Linked DNA regions of Homo sapiens: region 2 is linked to region 1. Evidence: chromatin contacts called from ENCODE Hi-C data. All regions are on one chromosome and are shown on one strand. The core of a region is the stretch at or near the end of the contact, and the rest is flanking DNA. Distances in the headings are between cores, read along the strand shown.

Region 1 (3,728 bases), core at 386-2,885:
GACGTGTGTCAGAACATTCATTGCCACATTGTTTATAGTGGTAGCAAAAATTGAAAACTACGTCAATTAAAATGAAGGAACTAAATCTACAGATTTCAACAAGGTTTAATCTCCAAAACTTAAGGTTAAGTGAAAAAAGCAAGTTGCAGAACAATACCATTTATTTTAAAATGAATAACATGCAAATTAATACTGTATATTTCTTTTCTTTGTCAGATTTATTGATATAGTTTACATGTAGTAAAATTCCCCCTTTTTAGTGTACAGGTCTGAGTTTTGACAAATGCATACAGTTTTGTGATGACCACCATAATCATGATATAGAACAGTTCTATCATGCCCCCCAAAATGTAGTCAGCCTCTCCACTGAACCCCTATCCCTGGCAACTACTGGTTTGTCTTCTGTCCTAGAGTTTTGCCTTTTCCAGAATGTCATATAAGTAGAATCATACAGTAGCCTTTTGAATCTGCCTTCTTTCTCTTAGCATAATGGTTTTGAGATTCATTTATGCCACTGCAGGTATCAGTAACCTGATCCTTTTTATTGCTAAGTAGTGTTGTATTCTATGGGTATAGTAGTCCATTGTAGGAGTTTACTTATACATTAAACAGTTGAAAGGTATTTATTTGCTTTAAGTTATTGCTGATTATGAATCAAGTCACTATAAACCTTGTGTATAGGTTTTTGCATGAACATAAGCTTCCATTTCACTTGGGAGTGGGATAACTAGGTCATAGGGTAAATGAATGTTTCTAAGAATCTACCAAATTGTTTACAAAGTATCTATACCATTTTGCACTCTATCAGCAATGAAGTTGCTCAACATCTTCATTGACACTTGGGTTTTGTTTTTGTTCTTTGCATTTTTTTTTCTTTCGAGATGTAGTCTTGCTCTGTCACCCAGTCTGGAGTGCAGTGGCATGATCTTGGCTCACTGCAACCTCCACTTCCCGGGTTTAAGCGATTCTCCTGCCTCAGCCTCCCGAGTAGCTAGGACTATAGGCGCGCACCACCACCCCTGGCTAATCTTTTGTATTTTTAGTAGAGACAGGTTTTTGCCATGTTGGCCAGGCTGGTCTTAAACTCCTGGCCTCAAGGGATCTGCCCGCCTCATCCTCCCAGAGTGCTGGGATTACAGGCGTGAGCCATCGCGCCCAGCCTGTTTTTGGTTTTGTTATGTTTTGTTTAATTTTAGCCACCAGCCTTCTTGCTCAAGTGCCCAGGCTGGGCTATTTAAGAAAGATTACAGAACTTGCACCAAACATTTTTTATGGTATCAGTCATGTTTGTAAAGGAATGTGGAGAACATTTTCTCCATGAACAAGTGATATGATCTATGAGAGTTGAGGGGAGCTGGCTGGAAAGGAAGAGATGGGAACCAAGGGTCATAAAGAAGTATGAAGCAAATTCTATTTTCTTCCATGATTTTTCTTGGAAGCATCCATTTGAGTATGGAACACACTGATTTTTTTCTCTTTTTTGAGAAAGAGTCTCCCTCTGTCACCCAGGCTGAAGTGCAGTGGCACAATCATAGCTCACTGCAGTCTCAAACTCCTGGGCTCAAAGGTTACTCCTGCTTCAACCTCCCAAGTAGCTGGGACTACTGGTGTGCACCACCATGCCCAGCTGATTTGTGTGTGTGTGTGTGTGTGTGTGTGTGTGTGTGGAGAGATGGGGTCTGGCTATATTGCCCAGGGCTGGTCTGGAACTCCTGGGCTCATATGATCCTCCCATCTTGGCCTCCCAAAGTGCTGAGATGACAGATGTAAGCCTCCATGCCCAGCCACATTCTGAATTTTTAAACAAACCAAAACAATGGCCATAGCTAATAAAAAAATTACTTATGAATGGTACACAGAGGACTTTATTGAACAATAATGGCTGACATCAGTGTGTCATTTTACAAAACCATCCCTTCCAGTCAGTCCCCCAAACTGCCTTCTCACACTTTACAAGGGAAGAGACAAGAGCTAGGGCCTCCTGACTTGTTTGCCTAGGGGCTACATTCACCACGCTACCTCATGTGCCCCCCAGTGCAGAGCTTCACAGAGAAATGACAGGAGCCTGGCTGGTGAGGGATGAGGAACCAAGGGAAGGAACAAGGAACTGGAATTGGGTATGAGAAAAACAGTGAAAAAAAGGAAAGAGAAAGGAATTGGTAAAGAGGGAGACAAAAAAGTAGAAGGGGCAATAAGAGGAATCGCGTTTCTCTGCACAGAAATCAGAAATATAAAGCTCTAAACGTAAGTCCTTAGGAAGTCACAGATACATTTTTTATTTCCCTTCCAGCTCTAAAATTCTATACTTCTACAAACTGCCACATTTCCCCTCTTTATATTTCACTGTGATCCCATGGCAACAAAAGATTTTCCTCAGCTACCCAAGGGTTTAGGCTGTAAAGTACCTGCACTCCACACTAAAAGTAAATTCTTGCATTAGTTATCCAAGTTGTTTTAAATGAGGAACCAAATTTTCAGCTCATATCTCCCTTTTTATCAGCAAATAGTAATTTAAAGCCATTTGCCTGGGCTATGGTTCCCGGGTGACAGACTATGGCCTATTAAAATTAATCCTGACAGAAGATCCTTGCTGCTTTCTCCAAGCCCATTCAGGCCGTTGGTTTATGAACAGGATGAACAGACGGCCCATCCCAGAGGGCTTGAGGGAGGAAGCACGTTAAAATGGCTGCCTGCATCTTTGTTTGCTCAGCTGCCTGGAAAAACTAGGACTAAGGGAAATGGGATTAATCAAGGGGGCAGTTGCCCATGGGAAAAAAAAATACAAAGACTGTGGTGAGAAAATCTCAGCCAAGTGAGGTTCAAGTTGGTGGAAAAGAACCCTTTTCTGTTAATACCGTCACATGGCTGAAGTGTTTTTTAGTGACGAATGTCCCATTTCAGGCCACCACTGTGTTTTATGATCTTGATAGTGTGGGAAGACATAGTTTTTTAAATTATTAAATGTTTGGTACTCTGAAATTTCATGTAAGTTTACTTTTTAATAAATTTAATGAAGATTGCTGGTTAGATATGTGACCAACTGAATTGTGATTGAATAATAAAACTTTGTAAGATTTTTAAATATGAAAAAACTCACAAACTGGGAAAAAAATCCTTGAAAGAGCACACGGTCTTTGACACAGACTATATAGACATTGTAGCTAAGGCCCCTCCTCTCAGTTTAAGACATAAAATCTTAAACAAGATTAAAAATACCTTCCCCTCTCCTTGACTTATTTTCCTTCCCTTTGACACATTGAGTGAAATTCCACCAATAAGAAGATTATATGGTGAACAAAGATCTTCCTTTGAGAACATAAATGATCTATTAGTCATTTACACGTGAGTATTATTTAGTTCCAAAATGCTTCTTCATAACAGCCTAGCTGAGATGATGACCTAAACCCAAAGAGTGAAATTTGTTCAGGAGGGAAAGGGAGAAAATGGAGAGAATTTTGAGTAATCTGAGAAGAAGAACACACCAGACAGACTATTACATCAGTGAGTTTAGGATAATAGGAAGACCCCAGAGTACTCATCTCTAGGATTTGGAGAGTATGTAGGGCAGGAAAGTAGGAGGATATAACAGCCAAACTTTGCTTAGAATTGGTTCAAATTCTATGCTGGAGGGCAGACTGTCCTACACTTAAATGGGCCTCACTGAAGATTTTTCATAAAACATCAAGTACATCATATAAGTCTGGCTATAGAAATTATTTAATTCATAA
Region 2 (3,728 bases), core at 441-2,940, 3.3 Mb before region 1:
CTCAAGCCTGAACCCATATTCTTGCTTTGCTTTTTCACCTCATTTGCCTTAGACAAATTCTGATGGGATGTATTAGTGTCCCATATACCACCTACCTATTTAAGATAAAGCCTACTTACAGCTAATAGAAAGTGGCACTATAATGTATATTTCATATATTTTATATATATATATATATATATATATATATATATATATATATATATATATATCAAAGCTTGTGATCATAGCCATTAGAATTATGTTCTTGTAATATGGGTGATACACACAATTTACGAAGTTGGAATGTTTGGGGAGGAATGTAATTGGAAAACTACCATCAACAAAATGGCCCAAATTCTTTACCAAATAGCATTAGTTAACCAATGTTTTCTAACACTGATTGGCAAAGAAAGTGCATCAGAATTACCTGGGTCCTTTGTTAAAAAGGCAGATTCCTGGGCCCAGCCTCACCTGCTGAATGAAAATGTCTGGAGGTGGGATCTGGGGATTTGCATTTTTAACAGATTTGGTAAGTTCCCATGCACATTGAAGTTTGCAAACTATCAAGCTGGTCCATCTATTTTTTTTTTTTTTTTTTTGAGACAGAGTCTCACTCTGTCGCCCAGGCTGGAGTACAGTGGTGCAATCTTGGCTCACTGTAACGTCCACCTCCCAGGTTCAAGTGATTCGCCTGCCTCAGCTTCCTGAGTAGCTGGGATTACAGGTGTGCACCACCACACCCAGCTAATTTTTGTATTTTCTTAGTAGAGACAGGTTTCACCATGTTGGTCAGGCTGGTCTCGAACTCCTGACCTCGTGATCTGCCTGCCTCGAACTCATGACCTCGTGATCTGCCTGCCTCGGCCTCCCAACCATCTGTTTTACCAAGGAAGAATGTGAACCTCAGCCTCAGAGAACTGTCTCTGAGAAATGGACAAAGCAATAATGCAGTAAAAAGAAAAAAGAAAGAAACCAGACACCTTTCAGATTCTTCACAATTCCCAAATGCCAACATTTCTAACATTTGAGGTTGACAAGAGCCCAACTGTATTTTGCCAGATTTTTCCCCTCAAATTTTACCTCCCTCTCCCAAGCATTTTTAGGGAATTCAGTCCATGTGTTCTTGATAGTCCTGCACTAAACTTATCGAAAATGTCATTTTGTAACAGTGATTTGGTTGCCCTGTAGTGTTTCAAAATCTTTTGTTCCTCCTTAGAAACCAGAAGTTGTACTTGGCCAAGGACGAGCTAACCCCAAACAGCAAGAGGTTTGAGTTGGCTCCAAAGCACAAGCCTCACAAATATCCCGTGAGTCTCCCACAGGCTTGGGGCTCTCTGTTTAGAATTAGAACCTAATCTTCAAATATCCCTTTACCCTCTTGCCTCAAAAAGGAAGGCAGTGAAGAGCAGCAGCAAGGCATCCTGGATGAGCACTGGAAGGGGAGAATGCTCATGTTTTAGTCGTGGGCTTTCCACCAGTTAGCTGTGCAGCTTTGGGCAGATACTTGAACTTCTCTGGTGCTCTGTTTCTTCATGTTTAAATGAGAGGATTAAACTGTATGACTTTTGGGTCGAAAGTACGTCTCTGCCATCAGTATCATAACAATTATTGAAATTGCTGCCTAGAATCTTCCGCTACCACAGTGTATTTTGATTGGACTGTTTATTGCCTTAGCAAACACAATGCAGTGCTGTGTCTTTGGCATCTTGCCAGGAAAGATGAGCCAATTTTCTCGTGTTGCTTCTGGATGTCAAAACATTCTCATCTGACCATGCCACAGAAGAAGTTTGTTGAGAGTGTGACTGACTGACATAATGACTGATTGGCTGATAACGGCAGCTGACAGTGATTGATTGAGTGTAAAATTATCTGTTCTCATTACTTCTGAAATTGAATTCAGATTGGTTCTATTGGAGGGTTTCCATGGAGACCATAACCTGCTATAGCAAGTGTTTGTGGATGCAATGTTTTATTGTGATCAATACCTGTTTCCTCTGCTGGTCCAAAGAAATTATTAATGATTATAGTCAAGTAGAAAGAGGCAACCATATATAAGAAGAAAAAAACTCTCATATTTTGTCTCATTGCTACATAAAACAAATGTGGGCCTTCCCAGACTTGCGCTTTGGCTAACTAGTTCATAATACGTTCGATAACTTGCCATTCTTCTTTTGCTATTAATGCAGAGGGTTTGCTTTGGAAAAAAGAAAAGTATTTCTAGGACTCTTTCTCTCTTTGAAGAAGATCAGAATAATAGACGAATGTTCATACTTGGTTTTTTTTTAAATGCGATGTTACAGAAACAACAAACATTTAATCAAATCTTAAACACACCCATGTTAATGCAGAGACAGAGATGGTCCCTCAGGCTTTTTCTGGGTTGTTTCCATGAATGATAAAGTCATTAAACAATTTCATAGGCTTGCCTTATTGATCTCTCACAATGGCATGCTATGTCTGCTCTTCAGGAAAGCCTTTCCTGACTGCCCCCATCAGAGTTAATTACTACTTACTCTGTGTTCGCATGGCCTTCTTCCATCTTCTATTATAGCATTCATCTCAGGCCACCTTGCCTTACAATTACTTGTATCTCTTTTTCCCACTAGATTATGACCTCCTTGAGGACAGGGTGATTTTCTTGTTGCTCTTTGTATTATCCTCAGCATCTAGGTGAATCTCTGATACATCACAAGGGTTCAATAAATGCTCATTGAATTGAATTAACTGGATCTGCATTCCAAGGTCATCTCTTCCTAGACTGGTGTTGAATGGGATTCCCATGAAGTGAGGCAGCAGAGTGCGTGCTTGCTGGTTCTGTTGCTTTGTCTCCTGCCCTGTGGCTGCGTCTGTGCCCAAGAGGATTGTTAGGATATATTGTGCTACAGGAGATTGATATTGTATAGGATGTCTGTACAGCTTATAGACTGGTGCTGACCGTACTGAAATGATGGTGGGAGGATACCTAATAAGGATTCTATTTTATGCTTAGCTGTATTCATTCATTGGTTTGGTTGGAATCTGCTTCAGCGTACTTCCTCTACCCAAATTTGGCTCATTAGCTGAAATCACTTTGGGATGAATCCACTGTTAATAGTGGCTAACATTTTTCATGCACTTACGACATGTCTGGCACAGTACTAAGTACTTTACATATTTTTCAATTCTTACACATTGCTCCCATTATCCCATTTTGAAGATAAGGAGACTGAAGCACAGAGTGTTTATTTCCTAAGGTCACACAGCTAGGAAGTAGAGGAGCTAGGATTTGAATTCCTATAGTCTAGCTTCCTACCCCATTCTTAAGCTATCTACCCTGTTGCCGCCTGACAAAAGTGTGTTTCAAAATTTAATTCCTGAACTGACTGCATCAAAATCCCCTGTAGTGTTTGTTAAAAGTGAAGATACCCCAAGACCTACTGATTCAGGTTGTTTTCACCGAGGCCAGCAAATCTGCACCAACATGTTTTATTCTGTTCTGTACCTCAAGCTTTGATGCTGCTTTGTTTTCTTGTTTTGGGAGAAGGGCAGGGGTGGGGGTGGAGGCAAGCGAGTCCAATACTACAACTTTAGAAATCTCTGCTCTAGGGTGAACACTCTCTTTGAGACTTCTAAATTAAAGTCAAGTCTTTTGGATTTTTGTTTCTTTGTACTGCCTAACTTTAGAAAGACCTGGAAGCGGTAACATGAAAACATTTTTAGAGAGAATTACCAGGCATTTTTGGTAGAATGAGTGTTTAATGGAACAG

Evidence for each region. A loop is a pair of places that touch in the nucleus more often than their neighbours do. Pooled maps may share reads with other maps.
Region 2: a map of ascending aorta shows a loop between it and region 1 (7-fold over the local background). The contact joins two enhancer-like sites. A Hi-C loop is called at or near these places in 2 of 168 maps with a recorded cell type or tissue (aorta and ascending aorta) and 3 of 50 pooled maps.

Annotation. Positions count from the first base shown.
Region 1 is chr15:57,695,275-57,699,002 of GRCh38, reverse strand. The region is part of intron 12 of GCOM1 (GCOM1, MYZAP-POLR2M combined locus); the gene reads right to left. Among named protein-coding and RNA genes, the nearest start is that of POLR2M, 9.6 kb to the left of the region's middle. Within about 2 kb of position 1,635, at least 2 of the 41 ENCODE cell types and tissues checked have a DNase peak (open chromatin) inside an H3K27ac peak, as active enhancers do; they include ascending aorta, where a contact is called at or near this core.
Region 2 is chr15:61,036,598-61,040,325 of GRCh38, reverse strand. All of the region lies in intron 1 of RORA (RAR related orphan receptor A), which reads left to right. It overlaps LOC107984805 (a long non-coding RNA gene), which reads left to right. Exons shown (of 3, transcript XR_007064660.1): 2 at 1-3,728. Among named protein-coding and RNA genes, the nearest start is that of RORA, 190 kb to the left of the region's middle. Within about 2 kb of position 1,690, at least 7 of the 41 ENCODE cell types and tissues checked have a DNase peak (open chromatin) inside an H3K27ac peak, as active enhancers do; they include ascending aorta, where a contact is called at or near this core.